Regions from separate parts of the Mus musculus genome. Here region 1 is linked to region 2. A link is a loop called in an ENCODE intact Hi-C map of the cell type or tissue named here. Cell type or tissue: left cerebral cortex. All regions are shown on one strand. Links, peaks and the distances in the headings refer to the core of each region. The heading gives the core; the rest is flanking DNA. Region 1 holds the start of Spred3 (sprouty-related EVH1 domain containing 3). Region 2 holds the start of Kcnk6 (potassium inwardly-rectifying channel, subfamily K, member 6).

Region 1 (14,889 bases), core at 2,921-10,920, 66 kb after region 2:
CTCCATCTCCCACAGTGCAGGCTGGGATTACAAACACCTGGTCTTTGTGGTGCTGGGGGTAGAACCCAGGCATTCTAGACAAGCTCTCTTGTTTGTTCATACAAGAACCTCCTCTAGACATCTGAAGAAGGGTGCTGTGTTCTTTTGAAGGTTCCTATGTGAAAAGGCTTACTCAGAGACTGAGCTGTGGGTCCCTTCTGGCCCATGCCTGCTTTGTGACTGGTCAAGTTAGTCTCCTCTCTCTCAGCCCTCAGTACTGGAATCAGTCATTGGAAGACAGGGTCTGGGAAGTTGTCTGCCCAGTGATGATAACTGTTGCCTTCCCACAGGGATGAAATCGCAGGATGCATTGAGAAGGCCTATGAGAAAATCCTTTTTGCTGAGGCTACCCGGATCCTCTTCTTCAGCACACCCAAAAAGATGACAGACTATGCCAAGAAGGTGGCTGGAGTGTGGGACAAGGGACTGTGATGAGGGTTGGGGGATGGAGGGTATTGTTCCCTGTCCTAACAGTGCCAGTGCACTGTGTGATAGTCGAGGGGGACATCAGCAGAACAAAGACTGCCCATGACTAAACCTAGGCAAGTGGCTCAGCCTCTCTGAGCTTGCTGGCCTTTCCATAGAGAGAGGCTAGGGTCTGACAGACGTGTGGAGCCAGCCTAGCACAGCAGCTGGCCCCTGCTCTAAGGAATACCGCATCTTGACTTTGCCCCAAGAACTCCTTAGAAAGCAGCAACTTGTTGGTAATGGTTACACTGCTTCATTTGAGTGGAACAGTGCCCCCAGGGATGTTGACCCTTGCTGCCCAGTGACCTTGGTGTCCCAGGAGGCAGGAGAGGAGGCTGGGCAGTAAGGCACCAGCTCAAGAGCAGGCTGTCAGGGCCAGTGTGAGGAGTGGTGGTGCCGGCCGCTTACTGTGGACCAAATGAGTGTTTGCTCAGAGGCTTCATAAGTCCTCTAGACCCATCTTAAACATGGGGAAACTGAGGCACAGAGTGGCAGTAATCCATGACAAAAGGAGCCATGGTACACTGGGAGGTAGCTGCATAGGGTGGGGAGCAGCCTGTGGGGTCACCTACCTATTTCTCATCTCTCTTTCTTCAGCGAGGTTGGGTGCTGGGCCCTAACAACTACTACAGCTTTGCCAGCCAGCAGCAGAAGCCAGAAGACAGCACCATCCCCTCTACTGAACTGGCCAAACAAGTCATCGAGTATGCCCGGCAGCTGGAGATGATTGTCTGAGGCTTGACCAGGGCGGTGGATATGGCTAGTCCAACAAACCCAGTATAGGCTGGCCTTCAATAAAGGCAGATTAACCTCTAATGGGCCCGAGTCTCCCCAGTGTGATGGTGGAGATAAATTGCTCCTGGAGATTTGGGAGTTTGCGAAGCGTTTCCCAGTTGTCATTGCTCTGGGTTTTAAGTATAGATGCCCGGTGGCCCACAGGAGAGCACAGGCCCAGACTGAGGGACTCTTCTATCCAGCTGTGGATGCGTTTTGGTGTTGGGCCAGGGACTAGATTTTTTTTCCCCAGTGAAGCACCGTGTGTCTCAGTTTTAAAAAAATGTTGGCCGTGGATTAAATAATTTTTAAAATGAGACATGAAACTGACTTTGTCTATGGGCTACCATTTGAGCCCTCTGTAATAAATGGTATGAATCCTGATATGAGTGTATCCAGTCTGGCCCCCTTGAGCCAACATTGTAATTTAGACTAGACAGGCCCACTAGCCGGTTTCTTGCTTTGAAGTTCTTGGGAAACTGTCCAAGTCTAGCCAAGCCACCTGTCCAGTTGGTTGTCCTCACTGCTGATCCAAAGTGACCCATGACCTTGGCTCAGCCACAGCACTAATAGAATGAAGAATACCCCAGTCCTGGACCAGCCACCTCAAGTGGTAATGGACAGGCAGTTAGGCAACTTGTAGACTGGGTACTTTATTGGCGAGGAGGGTGAGGCCGAGGGGGTTGGGCAGTCGCACTCAGGTAGAATGGGTGGCCTGCAAGTCGTAGTGCTCCAGGCCCGCTACTAGGGAGCCAGCCAGCTTGACAGTGGCCACCCACGGTGGCTCGCTCAGGTGGTTGGTAGGTGTGCTCAGCCTGAGAAGGTGAATTGACAGGGTCTGTCTTGTGTCGTCTGTGGCTTCACTTCCCCCTGAAGGCTGTCCTGCCATAGGTTCCCAAGGGCATTCAGGGGCAGAGGTACATCCATATAGAATGGGAAGGAGTGTGAGTCTAAGCCCCCAGAGGAGGTTTTGTCTGTAACCAGGCCTGGCAACCAAATCCAGGGGCTTAGTATAGTAGCAGAGGTGGCAAAGGGGCCAAAGCCTTGGTCTCAAGTGGGTGGGAGGGTTGTAATGGGGTACGGGCACTGGGAGTTTCAATGGGACCAGGCAAATTGGAGGCTTACTAATCCACCCTCAGGTCCCAGAAACACAGTTGTTTCCTTTCCCCATCTCTGATAAACCATCTTTCCTGCCCTCAGGGATGGAGTCAAGGCAGTGACTAGGGTCAGGCCAGCAGGAAGGCTAAGATAATAAAGACCCAGGGTCAGCTTGGCATCCAGAATACCAAGAGGTTGAGCTAAGGCCAGGAAAGGGCCAAGGCTCCTAGGGCTCAGCTAAGTTAAGGTCCAGGTAACTTGTGGGTCAGCCTATGGTTAAGACGCCAAAGCGTGTAATCTTATTCCATCCAGGTTAAATAGGTGCAGGACTTGGAGTGTGCCCTCTCCTTCCAACTCCCCAATCTCCCTCACCAGGCAGACACGTTGCGTGGCAGCCGACGGTGACGACGTTGATGGCGGCAGTAGCACTTGCAGGGACAGGAATTAAGCACCTCGAAAGGCGGCCAGTGCCTTGCTGTTCCCTTGTTAGAGGCCCCAGCTGTGGAGGTTCCGTTGCTACCACCGCCACCCCCTCCACTGCTGCTGTCAGTCACCGGAGCCGTATTCGGTTCTCGAGGGCCATCTCCAGAAGTCCCTTCTTCACGGATAACACCCCGGGCCGCTCGGGGACCTTTGTTCCTGCGTGTACGAGTCTTGGGTTGGGGCATTGGCGGTGACAGCTCAGCGGTGGCGGTTGCTGGAACTTGGGATGTGACTGTGGCTGGAGTTGCAGCTGGGACCTGGTCGGCAGCTGCAGTTGGGGATAAAGTGGAGGGAGGGGTGGGAGCCAAGGCTGACTCTAAGTGGCCAGGGCCTGGGGTCGGCGGACGGGCCACCAGTATCGGCGTCCTTGGGAGCGCTGGTGGCTGTGGTGTGGGTGGTGGCGCCGGTGGTGGCGTGGCTGGTGGCGTGGGTGGTGGTGGCGGCAGAGGAGGTATCTGCTGTGGACTTGGAGGCACTGGGCGAACAGGCTCGCCATTGTTTGGCGCTGGGAAGATGAACATGGGTGGTGCCAACAAGGCAGGTGTGGGCCTCCGAGGCCCTGAAGATGGATGTGTCTGACCTGACCTGGGTGGAGGGGATCCCCAAGGCCCTGAGAGCGTGGTCGTGCGCCGTCGGGGTGCCCCGATTCCCCCGACAGCCCCATTGAATCGGAAATGCCGTTCAGTGCCATCAGGAGGGCTCACCCAGTCGAATTTGGGCTTTGAACCTGGGAAGGTGGTGTAAGGGGGCGGCGGTAGAGCCCGGGCAAGGGGAGCAGGCACCGAAGGGGGACCAGAACACCCTTCGCCATCTCCGTCACCACCCTCGGTTTCCTGAGCTGCACGAGGGACCTCTCCCAAGGGACGAGTGGCTCCAGGAGGGACCTCTCCCAAGGGACGAGTGGCTCCAGGAGGTTGGGGCCCTTGCTTCAGGACCTCAGCATAGGAGATGGCCCCAGAAGAGGCAAACAGTCCGCCACCACCGGCCCCGGGTGAGGCTTTGGCTGCTAAGGGACCCGAGGCCGATGTGGGGGACAAATGGGGCCCCGACTTGAAGGTGACTTTACACAGCAGACTCAGGCCAGACTCGGAAGTAGCAGACCGAGCCATTTCGCCCTCTCCAGCTTGGGGAGGTACCCCTCCGTGGGCTCCCCCGGCCGCCTGACCCTCGCTGCTGTGTCTGACCTGACTTTCTGTGGGGCTTGTGGCCGACGAGGCCAGAGTGATTCTGCGGCTCAGGGGCTGCGGATCGCAAGTTGATGGTGCTGGCGGTAGTTGTTTCCGAGGTTCCAGGGGCGTCGGAGGTGGGGCTGGGGCCCTCAGGACCGGGTCTTTTTCGGTCAGTTGCCGGGGCAGCGGTGGCAGCGGGCGGAGGCTTGGAGGGTCACCCTGACCACGATGGCTCGCCTCCAGAAGACCGCGGATCCGAGGCACTGAAGTGCCCGTGGGTTTTCGCCACTTAGATGGCGCAGGCAGCAGGGTCCCCACGGGGGGCGGGGGTGGTGTGGAGACCGCAGCCGCCTCCTCTGGAGGGGGTGTCACTGGCGAGGGCAGTTCTAAGGTCAGGGGCAGGGGCGAGGATGAGGCCTGGGGCTCCGGGGGTATCAGGAGTCCCGGGGGCCCGGAACTGCCAGGGAACCAGACGCCCAGCCCTCGAGCCAGGCGCATGGCAGGGGATGAGGGGGTCACCTCGGGCTCCACTAGAGGCGTCCTGCGGGAGTCGGAGGCGCGGTCTGAGGCCTGCTCTTTTCGGGAACCCCCGCCCGCGGACGGCTCCGACTGCACGTTCCCCATTTTTGAAGAAGGTCGGGGACTGTGGTTAAAAAAACTTTCACCAGTCAGTCGGCGGGTTCTGCGGGGACTCCACGGCTCAGGCTGTTCTTGGACTGCCCCTGTCTGCATTGGTCTGCCCTGTCCTCCAATATTATCTCAGCCCCCGGCTCTTAAGTCTTCAGTTCTCCGATTCGCCATGGTCACGCCCCCTTCCCCATGGTCTCAAGGCTGCAGTTCTTACTCTTCGAACCTAACTTCTTAGTGTACAAAGGCGCCAACCCTGATCCCTTGGATCACATCCCTAACACTTTTGCCACTCCCGGGATCTCCAGGCTCCAGGAGTCAGTCTCGCCAGCCTCTCTGTTGAAAGTTTCAAACCACATGGGTAATGATGGTTATGCCCAATAGCCAACAATGAATTCACGCTTCTCTTTCAACACTAGTCTAACCAGGCCCCGCCCCATTCTCTAGTCGCTCCTGATTGTCAAGAATCCGGCCATATCCTCGCCCCTCACCGCCCCGGATCAGGTCCGTCTCTGCCTAACAAATACCTGGGACTGTGATCTAATTAGTTCCCTAGTCCTTCAGTCCTAACCCTCCGATCACCCACCGTCTCTCTGTGTCGATCATTTGGATCCCTCCCTCTTCCTAGCCAGCAACAAATCCTCAAGCCTCTTAAACTTTTCCCGCTTGGCGTTTGTGACAGATCTTAACTTAGGCTCCACCCCTTTCCTAAAGCTCCGCCCAGCTCCGCCTCTTAAGTGGACCCAACTCACCGACTCCTCCAGCCGACCAAAGATCAGATCACTGCCCCGTGGGCCCAAGGCAGGGCGGGGAACGGCCGTAGCAGAAAATAACCGAAAAGAACGGGTGTGCGGGTGAAGGCAAGTGGGCGAGACAGCGAGGACGACCCCCGAGATCTAGGCCCCGCCCCGAGCTCGAGGCCCTGCCCCCTGCAAGCCAGCTTGAGTGCAGCCCTTCAAACCTGGATCACCCTTAGAAAAATACAGAAAACTCTTCATAGTGGGTAGGCAGGCCCCTTCTCATTAAGCCCCACCCCTTTATAATGCCACACCCCTCTCTCTTAAGCCCCTCCCCGGACCCCCACCCATGGCAAACACTTGCTACATAGCTCCTCCTTTTGAGCCTCTTATTTGACCTGTCACTAAGGAAATTTATGTCCAAGCTCCGCCTTGCTAAGTCCAGGCAGCATCTCTTTCTAAGACCCTGTCTTTCCTGGGATGGCTCAGAAGGTCCACCCGCCCGCCCCTTCCGTGACGCACCCTCTCAGTTCCTTCAGCGTCCAAACCTCCTTCCTTACTCAGGCTCCCAGGCCCCTCCCCTTTTCGAACCCTGCCAGGCATCCCGCCCCTCCCATTCAGAGCCCTGACCGTGGACCACCTTCTCTCTAGAACCTTGGGACCAGGGTCTATTTCTGTTCCCTTCTCATATCATCAGGGACCAACCGTTCAGATAAGTGGAAAAGTGGGGATTCCCTTCTGGGTCCCGAGAAAATGGGGGCTATAGATGTTCGTTGTAGCCCTAGCCGGGCTCTAGGACCCAGCGGGCATGTACGCCTGCCTTGCTTCTACCCCTCCCCCAAGCCGCCCCCTCCCCCACACACATCTTCCAGGTTCCCCCTCCCTCCCCCCTCGCCCCGGCTCCCGGTGCCCGTCTCCAGCGCCGCCGGAGCCAGTGAGGGAGCGGGAGAGAAGAGGAGGAGGAGGAGGAGGAGGAGGAGGAGGCCGCGTCGCCGCCGCTCGGAGCCCGGCCGGAGCCTCCCAGGCAGGTGCCCAGAGTGGCGAGGGGGCGGGGGGCTGACGAGACTGCCTGCCAGGGTGAGGGGGCAGCCTGGATCGCATCTGTAATCCTCTGCCCACCCTTGCACCCTGCGGACACAAGCTGGGAGAACAAGAGGGGTGGGGGCACCAAACTACGCGGTAGCCATTTGGGGTGCCAATCTCCATTTGGGGGTCCTGGACTTCTTCCGAGGATGCCCCATTCACAAAATTCTGTCGTGGACCCTCGCCATTGAGGAACTCTGATGACTACTCTCCCCGGGAAAATAGATGTGTGGGAGCATAGGACACCCCAAGATCTCAGTGCCCTATCTCAGCTAGGCCTTTGGGGGGGACCCCAGCCCTCTTTCCCCGCTTCACCTGTTGTTGGGGGAGGCGGGCGGACAAAGGAAGCAGTGTCACGTGACTGCTCATTCACAAAATCCCATCCCATTGAGAAAAGGGGGCTGGGGGCGCTGTGGCCGCCCCTTCCCCTCCTGAACGGCTGGGGAAACCCGACATCCTGCAGGTGGGGGAGGGGGCTAGAACTCGTTGCCTGGGCTCATAAGGTTGGGACTTCATGCTCCATGAGCCTGGGACAGTGGGGCTGAATGGTAATCCTGATTGCTGGGCGGAGGGCTACATCCCCTAAACTGGGGGCGGGGTAAAATGTTTCTGAAGGATGGCGGGGGGCGGGGGGGTGAGGGGCTGGATCATTATCTCCCCTCCCATCTCTCTTGGCTTCCCTCAACTGAGACCAACCGGAGCAGCCTTGATTTTTGTGAATGAAATGCTCCTTGTATCTTTTCGGTCTCCGGTTGCTGGTTTTCTCTGCCTCCATCTCCTTCTCGGCCTCTCTTTCTGGCCATTTCTGGTTCTCTCTCTGCTCCCTGCCCATCTCCTGGTTGCTGGGTGACTCAGTGAGCTTTGCATCCGGTCTCATTCATAAATCCGGGAAGGGGGGGGGGGGAGAGAAGCCAGGTTTCTCACCCAGTTAGTGGCCTGGGTGACTAGGGTGCGGAGGCAGTGTTGGGGGCACTGAAGCTGAGTTGATGAGTCCAGAGAAAATATATATGCGCAGGAATCCAGCTGTGAGAGGGGACAATGGGTGGGGCTATGGGTTTGTGATGAGAGGGAAGGAGACTGGGGTTGAGGGGGATGAGCTGTAGGGGGAGGGGAAGTGGCAAACCCAGGCTAAGGGGGTGGAGATAAGGGAAGGTGCTGAAGAGGTGGGGATGGCGAGAAAAGGTAGATACGAAAAAGGATGGTGGGCAAGATGTCACTAAGAAGAAAGAAGCCATGATAGAAGAAAGTGGGCAAGGGGTGGGTGTACTGGTGGCTTGAGGGTGAGGTAAATCCAGAGGTAAGGGATAAAAGACGAGGGCAGGGTTAGGGAGAACGCTCAAACCGGGAACAAGATTTGAGTTCACGGCCTGTGTTGTTTCTGTCCTCCCCACCTCCTCCAGGTACATGGTGCGGGTCCGAGCCGTGGTGATGGCCCGAGATGACTCCAGTGGGGGCTGGCTGCCTGTGGGGGGCGGGGGCCTCAGCCAGGTGAGCGTATGTCGGGTCCGAGGGGCCAGGCCCGAGGGGGGGGCCCGCCAGGGGCACTACGTCATCCACGGGGAGCGGCTTCGGGACCAGAAAGTGAGCCACCCTGGGGTGTGGGAGTGGGATGAGCCCTGGGGAAGGAGGGCTGGGGCTGGGGAGGGGGTGGCAAGGAAAGGTTACGCTGTCCCTCTGCCACTGGGACTCAAAGTGGGCCGTGGGTTGGAGTTTGGAATAAATAATCTGGTTTGTGAATTAAGAGCTGGGATTTGGGGGTGGGGTGAAGGATTAGGAAGCTCCTGTCCTCTGCTTCTCTGGCTGTTCAATCAGCTATTTCGGTAATGGCCTTCCTGCCCCATTCGGTTGTGTTCCTCGTCTAACCCTGGTCCATTCCACAACGACCCAGCTCACACCCAACTCCTATCATGTCCCCTTTCTGTTCAGAATCCTCCTCTGGCTCCATCTTATTCACAGATGCTCACCAGGAGATCGCAACCAAGTGGCCCTTGTCTGCCCTAAGTATCTGGAGGCGTTTGCAGGGTCTGCTTAGAAGTGGTTGAATGTAGTTGACAGTCCTATGTCACGTGCTCCTAATCTCCACACTAGGGATGTTGTAGCAGGAGGATAGGATTGTAAGGGTCGGGGCCAGCCTGGGCTAGGTAGTGAGAACTTATCTAAAACAAAAAACTTGGGGAAGGGATACATCTCAGAGCAGGGCATCAGGAACAGTGTAGAGGAAGTGTTGATGTCAGACAAGAACATGAAGGGAACACAAGGGGTGGTCAGCATCCAGTAGACTGTATAGAAGGTAACTATCTCTGGGTAAGTTTTCCAGGAATTATTGAGGCTTCAGAAAGGAACTGGTTGTAATATTTTGATGTGCTCAGTACAATGTAAATAATGCTTTTTCTTCAATCAAAAGAGGAATCGTTAGGGTATGAGAAAAGGTTAGGTTTTTTTTTTTTTTTTGTTTTTGTTTTTTTTTTTAACATTTAATAAGATTTGAGGTTCCTATTGGGACATCAAAGGAAGAAATCCGATAGGCATAGAAATGAAAGGACTGAAGGAATATTGTAGAATCAGAGATACATCTCCTAAAATGAGGGCATATTAGTGTCCAGGTACACCTGGTGTTGGGATGCTGGAGTGTACAGAGGGGCTAAGTTTAGCTGACCTGGCCCCTTCCTGCCCCTCAGACCACCTTGGAGTGTACCCTGAGGCCAGGTTTGGTTTACAACAAAGTGAATCCCATCTTCCACCATTGGAGCTTGGGGGACTGCAAGTTTGGGCTGACGTTTCAGAGTCCTGCAGAAGCGGATGAGTTCCAGAAGAGCCTGCTGGCTGCGCTGGCTGCCCTGAGTCGAGGTCAGTGGTCCAGGCACACACAACCAGGCTTGGGAACAGAACGGGAGAATCTGGGGTCTGGGGACTCACTTCTTCCTTTCTCCCCACCCTAGGTTCGCTGACTCCTTCCTCTTCCTCTTCCTCCTCCTCCCCTTCCCAGGACACTGCAGAGACTCCCTGCCCTCTGACGGTGAGTCTTGGGATCCCACTCCCATGGGAGGGCAGAGGGTTGGTTCTAGTCTATAAATATTCCTGAATACTTGCTGTGTAGTCTGCAGAAGGCCACATGCTAGGGACACAAAATCAGGCCCATATGGATAATGCCATTTCAGCCATGGTTGTGCTAGTTTTCCTATTCTTGTATCTCCAGCTATCAATTTATCTTTTGAGATAGGGTCTAATGTAGCCCAGGCCAACCTCAAGCTCAATATGTATCTGATGATAATCTTGATTTCATTTCTCTTGAATGCTGGAATTACTGGTGTGTCACCAGGTGTGGCTTCCTGTTTTGTCATGATCCATACATTTTGTTCAAGTGCTAAAAAGCGCACACACCAGGCAGTGTTTTAGGCACCAGGGATATATAAGTCAGCAAAACAAGCTTTCCCTTTTCTTGGTGCTTTAGAGAAAAAGACAAAATATAAAAAGAAATAAATGTTAAAATAAATACACAGACAAGTGAATTGCTAATTCCTTTTGTTTTGGTTTTCCGAGACAAGAGTTTTTCTGTGTAGCCCTGGCTGTCCTGGAACCTGCTCTGTAGACCAGGCTGGCCTGGAATTCAGAGATCCACTTCCCTCTACCTCCCAAGTGCTGGGATTAAAGGCGTGCACCAAAACCACCCTTGTATGAATTGATAATTCTATCTTCTACTTACTGCTCAAGCTGCAGGCTTGTAAATTTGGAGTCATCTTTGACTCCATTGTTCATTTGTTTATTTGTTGGGTTTTTTTGGGGGGGGGGGACAGGGTCTTACTACACAGCCCAGGTCATGTGACCCAGGGACAGATGATGTGGGATCTTAAATCTTATATGCTACTGCAAGGGCGTGTTCCTTTACCTTGAGTGATGTTGCCTTAGAGGGCACTGAGTGAAGAGAGGGTGTGATGGCAGCTAATCATCAGTAGAATCCCCTGGCTCTGTTGGAGAAACTGATGATAGGCAGGAGAGGGGCTAATGATGAGAAACTGATAGGTTTGTTAGGAGATGAAGCTAGCCTGGATCTCATGATCCTTCTATCCCAGTCTCCCAAGAGTGGGGTTACAGGCACATCACCACGCTGGCTGAGTCTTGTGTTTTCCTGCTTTCCATAGAATCTGTCACAGTATTGGGTCTGCTTTCTTTTTCAAAAAAACCTTTTTTTTTATATATGTTTATGAGTGCTTTGCAGACATGCGCGCGCACGCGTGTGCACACACACAGTGGTGCTATTATCAATGGCTGAGTTTGATCATAGCCTTTCCCCATTCAGAACCTTCCCATGGCACATAGGATAGGATCTATCTGGGTCTGGGCTGCTCTGCCCCTCACCTTCTGGTCACTCCAGACTCCTCCTCACTATCATTGCAACAGGGTTGGTGTATTCCTGTCCTGGGACCCTTATGTCCAGAACACATCTTCAGATCTGGCCTGATCTTTTCTTTTGAGGTTTTATACAAATGTCTTCTTGGTGTCTTCACTGAGCAACCTATTTAAGATTGCATTCTCAGGCCGGGATGTGACTTGCTTAGTGAAATGCTTGCCTAGCATGCACAGAGATCTGGTTTTGATTCCCCAGCTGGCATCTGTAATCCCAGCACTAGTGAGATGGAGTCAGGAGGTCAAAATTCAAGGTCATCCTTGGGCTATTACAGATTTGAAGCCAGCTTGGAATATATAGAACATTTTCTCCAGGTAGACACACACCTTTATATCTCAGCACTTGGGAGGCAAGAAGCAGGTGGCAGGAGGATTTCTGTGGGTTTGAGGCCAGCCTGGTCTACATTCAGGACTACATAGAAAAACCCTGTCTCAATGAACAAACGAAACCGTTGCACGTCACCACCACTCCCCAGTTACAATCGCCAAAGTACCTTATTTGGTTCTAATCCCCTCCCCCTTCTAAATCAGTTTTCTTTCTTTTTTTAAAAACTAATCATTTATTTATTTATTTATTTATTTATTTATTTATTTATTTATTTATTATTATTTTTTTTGAGACAGGGTTTCTCTGTATAGTCCTGGCTGTCCTGGAACTCACTTTGTAGACCAGGCTGGCCTCGAACTCAGAAATCCACCTGCCTTTGCCTCCTGAGTGCTAGGATTAAAGGCGTGTGCCACCACGCCCAGCCTTTATTTTTATTTTCATGTGCATGCATGTATGCATGAGGGTGTTGGATTACCTGCAACTGCCATGTGGTTGCTGGGGATTGAACCTGGGTCCTCTGGGAGAGCATTCCACGCTCTTGACCTCTGAGCCATCTCGCTGGCCCTCTAAGACAGTTTCTTACCTGTTAGTTTCCTGCCCTTTCTCTATGCTAGCATGTCAGCTCCCAGAAGCCACGGATCTTTTGCCAGTACCTTGCTTCACCTCCAGTCCCTAAAACAGTGCCCAGTACATGGTGAGTGTTAGGCAGATGGGCCAAGTGCATTGAATTGAGTGATAATAATACGGAGATCAACAAAACTATTTCCTTGGGTCAAAGAGAATCTCAAGGTCATGAGGGATGGAGGTGGCCTTCCAGCAGTCACACACAGTTCCTGTGTATGGGACTCTTCTGGCATGCGGTGGTGGTCAGTGGATATAGACTGGAGGCTGTGAACAGATGAGGTAGGAGGTTTTACAGGAAAGGGAGCAGAGGCCTGGGAAGTGGGGTTTCAGCTAGTAAAGTATGACGCCTGGTCTGGGTGGAAGAAAGGTGTCCAGGCAAGCAAACTATCCTTTTGAGCTGTAGTGGAAACGAAGCTGCAAGGTACTGGCGGGCCAAGGAAGTGTGCTTCTGGGAAGGAAGGTATAGTGTATAGTAGTTTGGTGTTCTATTAGGAGTCTAGTAAAAACGGTGCCCATATCCAGAGGTCTGGGTGGCACACACCTATAATCCCAGCTGCTCCTGAGGGAAGGCAAGATGATCTTGAGTTTGAGGCCTGGCCTAAGTGAGCAAGGGTGGTGAGTTTGACATAGTGGAATCTGCCAGTGAAAGGCTGGGGGAGTGGCTAAATGGTAGCTGTTTACCCACAATCCACTAGCAAGGGGCTAGGATTAGGGACAGCTATTGCTGAGAGCACCAGCTAGAGACTGTATTGAGAGAGGTGGCTCAGCTGTAGAGGGTGCTGTAAGAGACAGTGTCCTCACATCCTTAAGAATAGATACTATGATGACCCCCCATTTAAGAGCAGACACTTGGGCTCTTAGGTGAGCTCACTTGTCACACAACCAGTCAGTGGCAGAGCAAAGGTTTGAGCTCAGACCTCCTGGCTGCAGAACACTTGTTCTGCATAGAAGGGAGGTCTATGTAAGGGGATCTTTCTTTGGTTGGGGAACTCCCCTGCACTGAGGTCTCACCAATCTCCCGCAGTCCCACGTGGACAGCGACTCCTCCTCCAGTCACAGCCGCCAGGAGACTCCTCCCACAGCTCCCATTGCCACAGTGGAGTCAGCAGCTGCCTTCCCACTGGCCACGCCCCCACAAAGGCGCCGCTCCTCTGCTCAGGTATGACCTCCTCTGCCCTCCTGCCCGTCAGCAGTAAACCTGAATAGAATTGGACAGCTCCCTAAGCTGTCTGCTGCTGAAGCCCCACTGAGTGATAAGGACTGAGCTGAAAGTGGTAGTGGAATAGAAAGGGCCTGGGTTTGGGGCTGAGGTTTGTAACTCAGCAATAGAGTGCTTGTCTAGCAAGTGGGAAGGTGTTGGAGGCGCTGGGTTGGGAACAAAGACTCATGGACTCCCGAGAGCTGGTAGGAACTTCCAAGTGTCTCTAGCTTTCTGGGAGATTTGAGGGCTGCCTAGTTTATGCAGGGACTTGTGGGATGACGTGGATAGGTTTTCTAGTGTGTTAGAAGATGCTGGTACTATGGAAGGACTTCTTAAGACTGTTTACTTTATCCTGAAGGAGGGACTTGGGGTTGAGTGTGACCCAACTGGGAAATCTTAAGCCATGAGGCCCTTAAGGTGTGTGTTTGCTGCCTACCTTGTTCTGTTTCTGCGGGCATGAGGAACCCCGAGCCCAAGAGAGTTCAAAGGAACACAGTCCCTTCTGACTGATGCCTTCTGTTTGCATTCTGGGATTTTGGGTCTTCTGAACCTGGGTAGCTTATGGGTATTGAGTAAGTTGCAAATGTCCTTAACCAGACCTCCTTGTCCCTTGGCTCTGCAGAGCTACCCTCCGCTTCTACCGTTCACTGGGATTCCTGAACCTTCAGAGTCTTTAGCTGGGGCAGGGAGCCAGGGCTGGGGCAGCCGCGGCTATGAGGACTACCGGCGATCTGGACCACCGCCTCCACCTCTTGCCCTGTCTACCTGCGTTGTGCGCTTTGCCAAGACTGGTGCATTGCGGGGTGCAGCCCTGGGTCCTCCAGTGTCACTCCCTGCCCCTCTCACAGAGGCTGCACCCCCAGCACCCCCTGCTCGTCCACCCCCAGGTCCAGGCCCCACCCCTGCTCCAGCCAAAGCCTCCCCAGAGGCTGAGGAGGCTGCACGCTGTGTGCACTGCCGAGCACTCTTCCGCCGCCGGGCAGATGGGCGTGGTGGTCGCTGCGCAGAGGCCCCTGACCCAGGTCGCCTGCTAGTGCGCCGGCTCAGCTGCTTGTGGTGTGCCGAGAGCTTGCTGTACCACTGCCTGTCAGACGCCGAGGGTGACTTCTCGGACCCGTGTGCTTGTGAGCCAGGCCACCCACGCCCTGCTGCGCGCTGGGCTGCTCTGGCTGCTCTGTCTCTGGCAGTGCCCTGTCTCTGTTGTTATGCGCCCCTGCGCGCCTGTCACTGGGTTGCAGCACGTTGTGGCTGTGCGGGCTGTGGGGGTCGCCACGAGGAGGCTGCACGGTGAGGATTGTTGAGCTGGTTTGGAAATCGGTCTGAAGACCCAAAAATTGAAGGTCCAGGACCCTGAACAGCATATGAACCTAAAACCCAAACTTAGGTATATCTGGAACTTGAATGGATTTGAGAGATCCCAGATCTGGTACCTGGACCCCAAACTGAGGACTGAGATACCGAGGCCCTGCTTCATCAGGGTGTCTGCCCACCCGAAGTCCTGAATTCTGGATTCTCCATACCTTTTCCCCACTGAGAAGACTTAGAATATTTTCAAACATTGCATCTCAAGGGGCCCAGGAGCTCACATCTTGGACCCTGACTCTGTCTAAATGCCCAACCCAGACTTCAGGTCATACTTGACATTGTAAACACTCATCTTACGGCCCCCAAACTAGTCAAGAGTTACTCAAACTTGACACTATTATCAAATGACTTAGACCTTGAGACCAGAGGACCCAGAATCACCAGAAAATGGTCCCTGAATTTTCACCTGAGACCTGGTATCTTCACATTTAGATGCTCTTATAGCCCCAGGATGGTTTGGAATCACCAGATACTGGCCTGAACTCTACC
Region 2 (13,883 bases), core at 1-8,000:
GAAGTAGCGTTTCTCTGAACACCGCACTACATTTTCCTCCAACTTGCTTTCTTTTAAAGGAATTTTTTTTAAAGAACCTACCCGCGATGCGCCCCCTACCCGGACTTGGCATCCCTGGGCTGTGCACACCTAGAAACTCCAGGTCCGGGATCTCGTGACCTCCGTCCGACCTGGAGTGACCTCGCCAACCGCCGCGACGGCCCCGCCACACCCCTCGCCCGCCCGATCTCCTCAGCCAGCCACGTACGCCACTTACGCAGCCGGGGCGTCCCCGCCGGCGCCGCCAAACCTGTCGCGTGCATGCTTTAGATGCCACGGCCGAGAACGCCACAGCCGCAGTTTGGAATGGGCCCGCCCGGTTCCCGTAGCCACGCCCCAGTAGTATCGAGAGACCCAATAGGTCTCACGATAGCGCAAGAAAGCCACACCCTCTGGAGGGGGTGCAGCCTGGTTGAGTGGGCGTCGGCTTACATAAGAGGCGGGAACTGAGGCCAATGACGTAAGGGAAGAGGCCGTACCTTAGCGGCAGCAGGGCGGAGCTTGGTGCGATCTAGGAGGAGAAGACTTCAGGCAGGAAGGAAACGTTCCTATTGTTGAGCCCGAAGTCGACGGAAAATGTAGTTCTTTACAGGCAGGCACTCGATTTAGTTAACTGAGAGCACAGGGAGGCTGAAGAAGCGTGAAAGGCGGGGAGAATGATGGATTATTGCAGTTATGCCGGCTCATCTATCGTTTACACAGACGCAGCACTCATTTTTATTATTTATTTATTTATTTATTTGGTTGGTTGGTTGGTTTTTTTCGAGACAGGGTTTCTCTGTGTAGCCTTAGCTGATTTGGAACTCACTCTGTAGACCAGGCTGGCCTGGAACTCACAGAGATCTGTCTGGCTCAGGATTAAAGGAATGCGGCACCAGGGCCCATTTAGGCTGAGAAACAAAGTTTAGCTTAGTGGATCACTTCTGTATTCCCAATACTGAGGAAGCTGAAAAAGAAAGTCATGAGTGGGCTGGTGAGATGGCTCAGCGGGTAAGAGCACTGACTGTCCTTCCAAAGGTCCTGAGTTCAAATCCCAGCAACCACATGGTGGCTCACAACCAACTGTAATGAGATCTGACGCCCTCTTCTGCTGCGTTTGAAGTCAGCTACAGTGTACTTATGTATCATAATAAATAAATCTTTAAAAAAAAAAGTCACGAGTACTGGCTTTGAACATAGTGAGCTCTAGTCTTACAAAAAAAAAAAAAAAAAAAGATTGGGGCTGGTGAGATGGCTCAGTGGGTAAGAGCACCTGACTGCTCTTCCGAAGGTCCAGAGTTCAAATCCCAGCAACCACATGGTGGCTCACAACCATCCGTAACAAGATCTGACTCCCTCTTCTGGTGTGTCTGAAGATAGCTACAGTGTACTTACTATAAATAAAATCTTTAAAAAAAAAAAAAAGATTGAAAAAGAGGCCCTCAGCATATTAGTTCAGAAGAACTGGTAACTTTCTTCGAAGGTACCTTTAGGCAATTTCCCAGAAGTTCATAAAAATGTTCTCACATGGCTCTTTTCCTTCAAGCTTTCTGTCCACCAGAGGTGCATACAGCCCTCACAGTTGAATGCACACAAGCACAACTTTGAGCATAGAACCCTGAAAACTAACTTCCTCCTGTGTGTCCCTCAGTGTCTCTTTTTCTCTTCCTTAGTATGCCCCTACCTCTTTTGATTTGAGAAAGGGCATTACACAGTCTAGGTTGACTTCGAACTCATTAAGGTAAAGACATCCTTGAACCCTGATCTTCCTGCTTCTACCTTCCAAATCCAGGGATTACAGTGTGTGCCACCACGACCCATGGCTGGCCCCTTCTGTCCTTTTTTCTGCTTATCAAAGACAAAAAAAAGTCGGAAATGCCTCTGGGAAGTGATAGCACTCCAGAAGGAGATGGTCAGCAAATGACCCTGTCCTGTGGCTTCCCTTTCCTCTTCTGCAATGGCTCCTTAGGGAGGAAACCTGTGTCAGATGCAGTCCTTTGCTGAGATACATCCACATCATTTTGCTTCGTGTTAGAGTCTGACTCCTAGGCACTACCTCCACTTCTCATTCTCAGCCTTCTTCTTGTCTAAATCCATCTATCTGTGACCTTTTTAAAAAATCAATAAGGCAGACATTTTGGGCTTGCTGTAGGCCTCTTGTGTGAAAAAAAAAATTAAAAATATATATATATATTCATCTGTCTATATATAGGTGTCTGTTGAATCCCTGCGTATTGCAGAATCCTCAAATGTGCATGTCTTTTATATAAATAGTGCAGCTAGGTGTGTTGGCACACACCTGCAATCCCAGCACTCGGGATGTGGTAGCAGGAGGTTCAGAAGTTCAAGACCATCCTTAGGTTTATACTGAGTTCAAGTGAACTACTTAAAATAATCTCCAAAAAAAAAAAAAAAAAAAAAAGAGAGAGAGAGAGAGAGAGCCAGGCGTGGTGGCACGTGCCTTTAGTCCCAGCACTCGGGAGGCAGAGGCAGGCAGATTTCTGAGTTCGAGGCCAGCCTGGTCTACAGAGCAAGTTCCATGACAGCCAGGGCTACACAGAGAAACCTTGTCTCAAATAAGGGGGTGGGGGTGGGGTGGGGCTGGATAGATGGCTGAGCAGTTAAGAGTACTGTCTACTCTTCCAGAGGACCTGGGTTCAGTTCCCAGCACCCACATGGCAGCTCATAACTGTCTATGACTCCAGTTCCAAAGGCTCCAACGGCCTCACACAGACATGCATGCAGGCAAAATACCAATGCACATGAAATAAAAATAAAAATTAATTTAGGGGAAAAAAGCAGGGCGGGATAGGTATAGCAATGGTGGTGCACGCCTTTACTCCCAGCACTGGGGAGGCAGAGGCAGGCAGAGTTCTGAGTCTACAGATCCTGTTTCATGATAGCTAAGGCTACACAGAGAAACCCTGTCTTAGAAAACAAAAGAACTAACAACAAAGAGGTCAGGGATAAATTGGGCTTGTATTTGTATGTAACATGTGTAATCCTTCCACAGACTTTAAATCATTATGTATACATATATGTTACATACACACACACACACATATGTCTACATATAATACTGTTTTCATTTACAGGTGCTGAAGATTAAACTTAGGGTTCCACATGAGCCGAGCAAGAGGTGTACTACTGAGCTTTATACTCAGCCCCGAATATCATTCCACAACATTACTCACCTCTCATTCGGTATACAGCCCAGGTAAATCCTTACATTTCTGTATCGGTTAGGAAACAGTGACATGAAAGCTAGGGCTACACCTCTGTTGGTTGTTTGTGCTGCATCATGAGGCCATGAGTTCAAATCCCACCAGCACAAATGGAAAAAAAGAAAAGATGGATACTGGAAAAAAAAATCTGTACAGTAGTACTGACTCAACTTTTGTTGTTGTTGTTGTTGTTCTTTGGTTTTTCAAGACATAGTTTCTCTGTGTAGCTCTGGGTGTCTTGGAACTAGCTCTGTAGACCATGCTGGCCTTGAACCTTCTGCCTTTTCAGAATTGGGATTAAAGGTGTGTGGTACCACCACCCAGTGTTTGTTTGTTTGAGATAGGGTTTCTCTGTGTAGCTCTGGCTCTCTCTGGTCTACTTACTCTGTAGACCAGGCTGGCCTCAAACTCAGAAATTCACCTGCCTCTGCCTCCCAAGTGCTGGGATTAAAGGCGTGTGCCACCACTGCCTGGCTAGGCTGAGCTTTTAAAAAAATTATTTTCATTTTTTAAGCTGTGTGTGTGTGTGAGAGTATGTAGGGAGTATGTGCACTTGGGTGCAGTTCTTGTAGCGGTCTGTAGAGGGCACTAGATTCCCCCTGGAACTGGAGTGAGCCCTGTAACATGAATGATGTGAACTCAACAATATTCTTTTTTGCTTTTAATCTTTTCAGAGAAGATATTATACATGTTTTTATGTGTGTACGGATCGACAGTTTGCCTGCATGTGGGCCTGGTGCCTTCAGAGGTCAAAAGAGGCGGATCCTCTGGAAAATGAGTTACAGATGGGTGTGAGCGGCCATGTGAGGATGGGAACTGAACCCCGGGTCCTGTGCAAAAGTAGCAAGTGCGCTTAGCTGTTGAGCAGTCTCTCCAGACCTGAGACTTTTGTAATTCTCCTGCCTTTCCCTCCTTTTACTGCTAGGATTATAAGTGAGCACCACCATGGCTGTCTGTTCTGCCTCCTTCTATGTTTGTTTGTGACAGGGTTCTCACATGATCCAGGCTGTTCTTGAACTATGTACCTGAGGGTGGATGGCCTTGTGCCTCCAGTCCTCCTGCCTCTCAGACTCCTCAGTCCTAAGATTACAGACGTGCACTCTTACTCCATTTTGTGTGTGTTTGGTGTGTATACGTGCATCTGTGTGTGGGCATGAGAGTGGGCACTGGCCTAATGGAGGTCTGAGGATACTTACAGGAATCAGTTCTCACCTTCACCATGCTCCAGGGATTGATCTCAGGTCTTTAGGCTTGGTGTGTGTGTGTGTGTGTGTGTGTGTGTGTGTGTGTGTGTAACCACTGATCCATCTGGCCAGTTCCTACATTCTGTTTTCAGCTTTAATTTCCCCTTTGTTTACTGGGAATCGTGTGGGAGGATGAAGGCCTTGATAAAGGGCATATGTACACAGACAGCGCCTGACTAAGTCCAGGGACATTGTAGCTATTGTTGCTGGTTTTTATTATCAGGCATCTCTTCCTACAGACTGCCAGCCCTAAATTGGGCTCTGTCCCAAGAATTACCACAGTTTTATAAATAGAGCTTGTTGCGTGTATCAGAGCTGCGGTCTGGTTGTGGGAGGATTCTGGTCTGCCCTCCACACAGCAGTAAGGAGAGCACTGAGTCCACGTCATAGAGGGACGTGAGGGGACCTACAGGAGAAAAATAAGGGAAACCCTGCTTTCAGTTTTACCTATTAATTTACTATTGAGACAATGTCTCACTTTGTCACCCTGGCTGACCTGGAACTCCCTCTGTAGAGCAAGCTTCCCTCACAGAGCGATCCATCTGCCTCTGTCTCTGCCTCCCAAGTGCTGGGATTAAAGAAGTGAGCCACCCCCTAGGCTACTTACTAGTTTGTTGTTGGTTTTTGTTTTGTTTTGAGACGGGGCTTTGCTGCTCTACCTTTAACTTTTCTAATGTACGTAGGAACATCTCAGCCTCCAGGAAAAGGGAGTCCCTACCCTGGATATAGATATATACATATCTATATACATATCTATATCCAGGTCATCTGCAGAAGCAACTAATACTCTTAGCTATTCTCTCCAGCCACTCCACCACACCTTTTGAGACAGGTATTCACTAGGTAGCCCAGGTTGGCCTGGAGCCGGTGATGGCCCAGTCTATTGCTCAAATGTTAAGGTTATTATGTGCAAGCCACCACAACCACATCCGAAATTTATTTGCTCATTTTTGTGTGTGTTCTGTGTTTCTTGAGACTGTGTCCTACTATGTAGCCCTGGAACTTACTATGTACACAGGCTGGCTTGAACTCAGAAATATAGCTGCCTCTGCCTCCTGAGTGCTGGATAAAAGGGGTGCGCCACCATGAAAGTAAGCAATGTATTGTTTATTTATTGAGACAGAGGTCTTCCAACAATGCCCCCTGACTCCTGGTCAATTATTCCGAAATCGTAGGCCCCTCCCACCCACCCACAACTTATCCCACGTCTTAGTGCCTCAAGCAAACACTGGGTACAGTGCAGAGGCAGGCAGATTTCTAAGTTCCAGGCCATCCTGGTCTACAGAGTGAGACAGGACAGCCAGGGCTACACAGAGAAACCCTGTCTCGAGAAAAAAAAAAAAAAAAAAAAAAAGGTTACAAACAGAAAGCTCCCACTTCGGAGGAGAGTTTCAGATCTGAGTTAAGGAGTCGCGAGGAGGAGAGTTGCAAGGAACTTCAGGCAGGAAAGGACTCCGCAGCCCTTCCCATCCCATTTGACTCCCCGATCCCGGAGCGTCGAACTCCACCCTCCGGTGTCCCTGTACCTACACCAGGTGTTTGGGCGTGCCTCAGTTTCCCAGCGTCAGGGCGTTCCGCCAGCCCCGCTCCTCCCCCTTTTTCCTTTTCCTCTTCCTCTTCGGGGCGTCGGTGGCCGCGCCTGGAGCTCCCGGAACTAAAAGCGGACCTCGGGCGGTGGGCCGGCGGGGGCCACGTCAGCGGGTGTCGGGGCTGTACGGGCACCATGCGGCGGGGCGCGCTCCTGGCTAGCGCCCTGGCCGCCTACGCCGGGTACCTGGCGCTGGGCGCGCTGCTTGTGGCGCGGCTGGAGCGGCCTCACGAAGCCCGGCTGCGGGCAGAACTGGGGACCCTGCGGGAGCAGCTGCTACAGCACAGCCCGTGCGTGGCGGCTCACGCCCTGGATGCCTTCGTGGAGCGGGTGCTGGCGGCCGGACGGCTGGGGCGCGCAGCGCTCGCCAACGCCTCGGGAGCTGCCAACGCTTCGGACCCTGCGTGGGACTTCGCCTCGGCGCTCTTCTTCGCCAGCACGCTTGTCACCACCGTGGGTAAGTGAGTGCTATCCATCACCCAGTCCCAGATAGTGTCCGGACCCCTTAACATACACCTTCATCCCAATCGTCCTGGTGCTCTCAGAACAACCTCCATTCCCAACTGACCCACACTGGCCACAGCTGCCTCATTTGGAGAGCCCTCGTACTACACACCCCAGTTCCCTTGGAATACTTTCTCAGACAGCATCCCCTTTGGTGCCTTTTTGTTTGGTTTTGAGATAGCATGTACCTTTAGGCGCAGGTTGGCTTGGAATTTCATCCTCCTGTCTCAGCCTCCTAAATGCTGGGATTACAGGTGTGGGTCACCAGCCTGGCTCACTCTTGTCTTAATCCTAGGATTATCATAGATGATTGGCAAGGGCCTTGGTAGGGCTTTCCTTGGGTGTCTAACCTCGGGGGCTGTGTTACAATAGGGCTGGCACACCATCTCTTCCAGCCTTGTCTTCTGGCTCCAGATAGGTCCTTTCTGGAACAGCCCACTTTAACTTCCTCCTGAACTCAGTGCCCCAGTGAACTGTGAGTTGAACTCAGGCCTTCATGCATGCTAGTCAGTAATAGCAGGGCAACATTACTGGAGGTCTGTCTTCTAGGAAGAGACCTTAGCCTGACCTGAGACCGGTTCTAGGATCCCTTCCGCTTTGGGCACTCTCCAGCAAGATCCCTGGTCCGGGGACTAACAGACTGACTGAAGGTCCCCCCCTCCCCCCCTCTCCTGGACTTCCTACTCTAACACAGGGCTCCTCCACCCATCTTTACACCTCCCCTGAGTTGTTGGGATTCTCCCAATGTTTTCCACTCTAGACTCAGATTCCTGGATCAGCAGCTCCTACAGCGGGCTGTAAGAATGGCGCGAACCCAGAGCGTCCTCAAGGAAGAACCATTGGCTGATTGGCTGTCCCGCTTGAAATCCTCCAAGTTGAGACTCCTACCCCTAACTACCTCCAGCAAAACCTCTTGCTCTTTTCTTTTTTCTTTTTTTTCTTTTCTTTTTTTTTTCTCTTCTTTCTTTCTTTCTTTTTTTTTTTCTCTTGCCCTTTTCACACCAAGGACTGGTAGTGAGGGTCTCTTTCAGCTCAAGTGAGGAGGGCTGAGGTGTAGCTCGGTGGTAGAACACTTGCCTAGCATGCGTGAGATCCTGAGTTCAACCCTTAGTACTTCAAAAAACAAAACACCTAAACTCATGAATGGGACTCCTATCTCTTCTCTAGACTGTGACCCTACTCAGCGAGAACAAATCCTCACCCCAGGACACAATCCAGACAAAGACTCAATTCTCTCTATCTGCTCTTCCTGGCCATGTAGCTGTCTTTGGCTATTTTGTGGGTTCTTTTTTCCACCCTTTTCAACCCTCTAACACTAGATAAGGGCAAAGAAGGGATAGAGAGGAAAGAGATCCCTGGCTGAAGGCAGGGGTCAGAAAGGGGGCAGCGTTATTGTTAGACTGCTTCCTGCTGATTAGGGCATCGAGTTCCTTGGAGCAAATTTGATCTTCACAGTCAGGATATCCACTTTCTTGTTGTTTCTGCTTTGCACATGACTACATAACAAACCACAGCCAACAGTGACCAACAAACAGCCCACCACACCTCTCAGGGCCCTAGCATTTATATATACCTTTTTAAAAGTCCCCAGAATTCCAGATGTCACACAATCACAGAAACTACCTGCATCTGGCAAAATCACGACCCTGCTAGAGCATGAGACAAATCATAGTCAGCTGCTGTGGACAGTCAGAAGCAGCCCCATATCCCTATACCTGGGATTAAAACAAAAACATATTCTTATATTTCTGTGATCTTTATAAAAAAATATTCTAAAATTGTCATTATACCACCCACGTGACCAACATGCTCACTGAGGATTCCCCAAACAGGGGGGATGTCCTGGAGTTGGACCTCCTTCACACCCCATAGCTGTGACTTCCCGAGACATGACACCCTCTCTATCTGGAACATTCAGGGTCCTCTCTGACAGAGACCCCCTGCCCCCCAAAAGCATTACTCACTCCACTTGACACCCAGAAGACACCTTAGCGATGTCTACCTCACTCTTTCCTTCAGATGCCCTGGGCTCAGGAGCTCTGGCTGCAGGAGAACTCACACAATCCAGACGATATCTGTTGGTGCCTCCTATGAAACCAGGGCCCCAAGGTCTTATTTACAACCAGGATCCTGGTCTTGATTTAAGGTTATGGACTCCTCAGCTGGGCATGGTGGGATACACCTCGGTACTCAGGAGGTGGAAGCAAGAGGGTCAGCCAGAACTACGTGAGACCCTGTCTCAACAAGACAAGACAGGACAAGGGAGAAGCCAGGGGGGGGGAAGGTGCTATGAGAAACCGGATTCCAAGTCCCAGCAGTCGCGCAGATGCTGAGCGTGGCTATGCAAGCCTGCTACTCCAGCCTCAGCGTAGACACAGGCACTGTCTTGGGGCTGGAGTCAGCAAGCTTCTGGTTCAGTAATAAGCCGAGGAGGGAATGAGCAGACATCAGACGTGCCCCTCTGGCCTCTGTACACACCTATGCGCATACATTCACGCAACACACACACACAAATATTAGCGCTGTGCAGAGGCCCATTCAGGTAGGACGCTCTCTACCTGCACCCCCCAGCCCTGAAGAACTCTGGGAAATTCCTCTCAGAAAGTCCCTTCTGTCCTCCTACCACAGACCTGGGAAACCCCTCTGCCCGCTCGCTCGCTCAGAGGCCAGGTTCTGCTGCTCCCCAGTTCCCTGAGGTGACTTTTAGGGACTTGAAACAGGGTGGAGGCTGAGCCACAATCAATTGCCTCTCTGGCTGGAAGCAGCATTAGAGTTATGGATAGCTTTTGTCCCCCACTTGAGGTGCTCATTGCATGTGACCAGCAAACTGAGGTCCTTGGCAATAGAGCTGGGTGTCTCTTCAAAGAAAACAAGGAACTGGTCTCCCCTGAGGCTAGCACTCCCCCAAGCTTCCTGGGCCGGCTTGACCTGCTCCCAGAAGTCCTTGCATCATAGTCTCTCCTCAGATTTCTCACTTCTGACAGGTTGTCTCTGGTGCTGGTAGACTGGCAGGTGAGGGGAGTGGGACACGCGACAGGCTCAGCCTGGATGAGTAGCTGCATCCTCAGTTATGAAGTGAGATCACAAGTTTCTCAGCCAGAGCATAGCAGGGTCTCACTACATTTTAATTCAGGCAATGCAACAGCCTTGTGAGGTAGCTGCCACTTGTTTGTCTGTCTATCTGTCTGTCTGTCTGTCTATAAAGCTAAGGCCCAGTAAAGTTGGCCAACTTGGGCATAGTCACACAGATAGGATAGTATAGACATTGTGGCACATGTTTTTAGTCCTAGCAGCCAGAGGCAGAAGCAGCAGGATTGTTACAAGTAAGTTCAAGGCCAGCCTGGACTACAGAGTGAGACCCTGACTCAAACAAAACAAAACAAAACAATCCAACCATAACAAAATAACATTACTGAAGCTGCTGACAGAGGCCGGGGGAGCTGGGGAAATAGAAAGCCAAGTGGTTCTAGCCGTGACTTGGTGAAATGGTCTACACCAGGTGCCTTGGTCCTAATGGAGCTGGTGGATAAATCTGATCCCATCTGCTACTGTGGGTGATACCTCTGGCTTCAAGTCCAGAGCACAGGGCTCTGTTTTGCTCCTTGTGTTCTGCTGCTCTGAGATTTTTGGTTCCACCAAACTGTGCAGGACTTTTTGAGGTCAGTTCTGAAAGCCAGCCTGTACAGTTAGAGGGAACAGGGAAGTACCTTCTTAGAGCCGGTTCATATAGCTTAGCATGCAAAAAAAGTGATGATGCAGCCAGGCTTGGTGGCTCAGGCTCGTAGTCCCAGCTATCAGAAGGCTGGAGGAGGAGGATCCTGATTTCAAGGCCTGCCTAGGGGGTTTTGTGAGATGCTGTCTTAAGATATGAAGTAAAAGCTGGGCGTGGTGGCACACGCCTTTAATCCCAGCACTAGGGAGGCAGAGGCAGGTGGATTCTGAGTTTGAGGCCAGCCTGGTCTACAGAGTGAGTTCCAGGGCAGCCAGGGCTATACAGAGAAACCCTGTCTCGAAAAACAAAACAACAACAACAACAAAAAGATATGAAGTAAAAAGAAGCCTGCCCTAGAATACACCAGGGGAAACCAGGGCTTGACTCGGCCAGCAGTAGATTCTTCAGAAAAATCATTAGTAAGGGACATGGTGTGTGTGTGTGTGTGTCCTAAAATAACTCAACACTTGAATATATCAAAACAGTATACCTCATGACCATTGATGGAAGATTACTAAAATAAAACACCAAGATAAAGGAGAGGATTTCTGGGAGCAGGGCACAGGAAAGGATGCCTGGGTGAATAAGGCTGGGTATGGCAGCTCACATGGGCCATCTCAGCATCCAGAAGGCTGAAGCCATGTGGTTAAGGGCACTTTCTGCCCTTGCAGAGGTCCCAGGTCACCCTCATGATAGCTTGACTGTAACTCCAGTTCCCGGGGATCTGGTCTCTCTTCTGACTTCCGCAGACTCTTACATACATTTGGTGTACATACATATACACAGAGACACACACTAAAATTAAAAAGAATCTAGAGCAGGTGGATTGCTATGAGTTAAGGCCACCCAGAATGAGACCCAGCCCCCAAAAGACAAAAGTGAAAAAGTTTTTTTGTTGTTGTTGTTAAATAGATGTAAGAAAAGGTTATAAGCCGGGCGTGGTGCCACACACCTGTAATCCCAGCGCTCAGGAGGCAGAGGCAGGCAGATTTCTGAGTTCGAGGTCAGCCTGGTCTACAGAGTGAGTTCCAGGAGAGCCAGGGCTACACAGAGAAACCCTGTCTGGAAAAACAAAACAAACAAACAAAAAAACAAAAAGAAAAGGCTATCATAAAACCCATTATTTTATACAATTAATACATGCTAATTGAAAGGTTACAAAAAGTCCCAGATGTGTTTGCGTGCCTGTAATCCTAGCCCGTAAGGAGGAGAGTATTTGTCTGAATGTATGTATGGGTATCACATGCATGCCTGATGATAGGCATCACTCGGAAGGCAGAGGCAGGCAGGAGTTACAGATGGTTGTGAACCACCCTGTAGGTGCTGGAAATCCAACTTGGGACCTCTGGTAGAGCAACAAGTACTCTTAACCAGTGAGCCATCTCTCCAGCCCCCTAAAATATATCTAATAACAACAACAACAATAATAGAAGGCATAAAGGATTTCTTACTAAACTTGGCTCATGAAGGTTCTCCCCCTCCCTGAAGCCTGGGGCTTCCTTCATGCTACACAGGGACTCTACTACTCCCACTGCTGCATGCTCTATGCTAACAAAATTCTTTTTTTTTTTTTTTTTTTTTTTGAGTTAGGGTCTGCCCATGTAGCCCACTCTAGTTTCCTGTGTCCTGAGCTTACAGGGATGGAGCACCATGCCTGGCTTCCCAAGGAGTCTTCCTGTTCCCTGGGGATATATGACAGATCCTCTGTGTGTGACATCCATCACAGGAGAACAGGGCTCTGAGGACTACACTGGGGGATCAGTCCATGGGAATAGCTGGTAGTCGTTGTGGATGTCTACAGTGCCCCAGGTAGCATTATCACAGTGAGTCAAGCTGGGAGTCCTAACTACCTGGAGAAATGAACAAATTCAACATCCTTAAAACCTCTTTCCATATTGCACTTCACTTCATCAGAAGGCAAGGATTTCAAAGACTTGGAAACTGCTGTTGATTTGGGCAGTCTCAGTGCTGCTAAAGGCAGAAAATGGGTGACAAGAAGCAGTCCTACCAGGGAAAGATAGAAGGTTACAGTCCTTGTAGCTGGCTGGGTGTGTGGCTCAGTGGTAGAGCCCCTGCCTAGAATCCCCCAGTGAGAGGCTGGGGGCGTGGCTTAGTGGTAGAGCCCCTGCCTAGAATCCCCCAGTGAGGGGCTGGGGGCGTGGCTCAGTGGTAGAGCCCTTGCCTAGAATCCCCCAGTGAGGGGCTGGGGGCGTGGCTCAGTGGTAGAGCCCTTGCCTAGAATCCCCCAGTGAGGGGCTGGGGGCACATTGAGTGCTTACATGGCTGCATCAGTCTATGGGTTTGATGTCCCAGAATTTGGGGAAAAAGTTTTTTAAAATGTGAATAACTCAAAGCAAGTCCAGAAGGTTTATTTAAAGGATTTTCCCTGGGCGTCAGAAGGAACCACAACTCTTGGATGGAGATGTCACGACTGAAATTAGGGAGGGTGGGGGGAGGGGGAGCAGTAGGGTTGCGGGGAGCTTAGGCCTCAAGCTGTGGAGGTGCCAGTGTACAGGAGGACTCTTATTCCCACAGGCTATGGCTACACGACCCCACTGACAGATGCTGGCAAAGCCTTCTCCATCGTCTTTGCACTCCTGGGCGTGCCTATCACCATGCTACTTCTGACTGCCTCAGCCCAGCGCCTGTCACTGCTGCTCACCCACGCACCCCTGTCCTGGCTGAGCCTGCACTGGGGCTGGCCCCCGCAGCGGGCAGCCCGCTGGCACCTGGTGGCCCTGCTGATGGTCATAGTGGCTATATTCTTCCTGGTACCGGCCGCGGTCTTCGCCTACCTTGAAGAGGCCTGGAGTTTTCTGGATGCTTTCTATTTCTGCTTCATCTCTCTGTCCACCATTGGCCTAGGGGACTACGTGCCTGGGGAAGCCCCAGGCCAGCCTTACCGGGCCCTCTACAAGGTGCTTGTCACAGGTGAGCTGGAAAGCTGGCTGGGCACCTGTGGGTTGGCAGTGGGGGCTGGGGGTGGGCAGAGAAACAGCCCTCTTCTAAGAGGTGTTGAAGGGGTTCCAAGAACCACCCAGCTGCCCCAAAGAAGAGGCCACATCCTTGCTGCCCTGGAGCCTGAGCTGAAAGCTGAGCCATCAACTTGCCGCTTCCCCGTCTCCCCTCCCCCATGTCTACAGCGTACCTCTTCCTCGGCCTGGTTGCCATGGTGCTCGTGTTGCAGACTTTCCGCCGTGTTTCCGACCTCCATGGCCTCACAGAACTCATCTTGCTGCCCGATCCGGACCCTGCCAGCCTCAGCCAGGATGAGGATGATCAGGTGGCCGTTCTGGATGCCCGGACAGATCTACATCAGCACCTCTCTGCTGCCTCCCACGCTGACTACGCCTCCATCCCCAGGTAGCTGTCGACCTGGACACACCTGGGCAGGGGCTTTGAGCCCCATGTGACTAGATCAACTGGAATGCCCAGACACACTCTCCTGTCTTTTCACAGAGCTCCACTGGGAGGTGAGGAGTAGTCCCTCTGCTCCTATGTCCTCTGCTCCTCAGGGCACTGACACAGTCATTTTCTCCTCCTTCCTTTTCTCCCTTTTCTTCTCAGACTCAGACCACGTGGGCTTTCTGACT

Evidence for each region. Peaks named below come from ENCODE experiments on the same cell type or tissue, not always from the same donor. Only the 100,000 strongest peaks of a DNase experiment are listed, where the experiment ranks them.
Region 1: a loop joins it to region 2, with 2.3 times the contacts of the local background. A loop is called at or near these places in 6 of 42 quality-filtered maps.

What each region holds. Positions count from the first base shown.
Region 1 is chr7:29,160,963-29,175,851 of GRCm38, reverse strand. Spred3 (sprouty-related EVH1 domain containing 3) reads left to right here and starts at 7,205. Exons shown (of 6, transcript NM_182927.3): 1 at 7,205-7,332; 2 at 7,879-8,059; 3 at 9,157-9,325; 4 at 9,418-9,494; 5 at 12,859-12,993; 6 at 13,658-14,889. The coding sequence starts at 7,883. The coding sequence ends at 14,326. It overlaps Ggn (gametogenetin), which reads right to left and starts at 5,642. Exons shown (of 3, transcript NM_001358852.1): 1 at 5,411-5,642; 2 at 2,752-4,674; 3 at 1,919-2,096. The coding sequence starts at 4,655. The coding sequence ends at 1,979. It overlaps Psmd8 (proteasome (prosome, macropain) 26S subunit, non-ATPase, 8), which reads left to right. Exons shown (of 7, transcript NM_026545.3): 6 at 330-441; 7 at 1,105-1,665. The coding sequence ends at 1,242. In left cerebral cortex, for the core only: no CTCF peak of the experiment used is centred there; DNase peaks (open chromatin) are centred at 5,946, 6,913, 7,360, 7,476 and 2 more places; H3K4me3 peaks cover 3,389 bases; H3K27ac peaks cover 1,706 bases.
Region 2 is chr7:29,224,810-29,238,692 of GRCm38, reverse strand. Kcnk6 (potassium inwardly-rectifying channel, subfamily K, member 6) reads left to right here and starts at 6,171. Exons shown (of 3, transcript NM_001033525.3): 1 at 6,171-6,531; 2 at 12,826-13,221; 3 at 13,434-13,883. The coding sequence starts at 6,210. The coding sequence ends at 13,657. Yif1b (Yip1 interacting factor homolog B (S. cerevisiae)) reads right to left here and starts at 370. Exons shown (of 8, transcript NM_001110201.1): 1 at 257-370. The coding sequence starts at 302. In left cerebral cortex, for the core only: CTCF peaks have their summits at 111, 1,139 (motif pointing left) and 3,807 (motif pointing right); DNase peaks (open chromatin) are centred at 959, 4,765, 6,135, 6,370 and 1 more place; H3K4me3 peaks cover 2,029 bases; H3K27ac peaks cover 1,470 bases.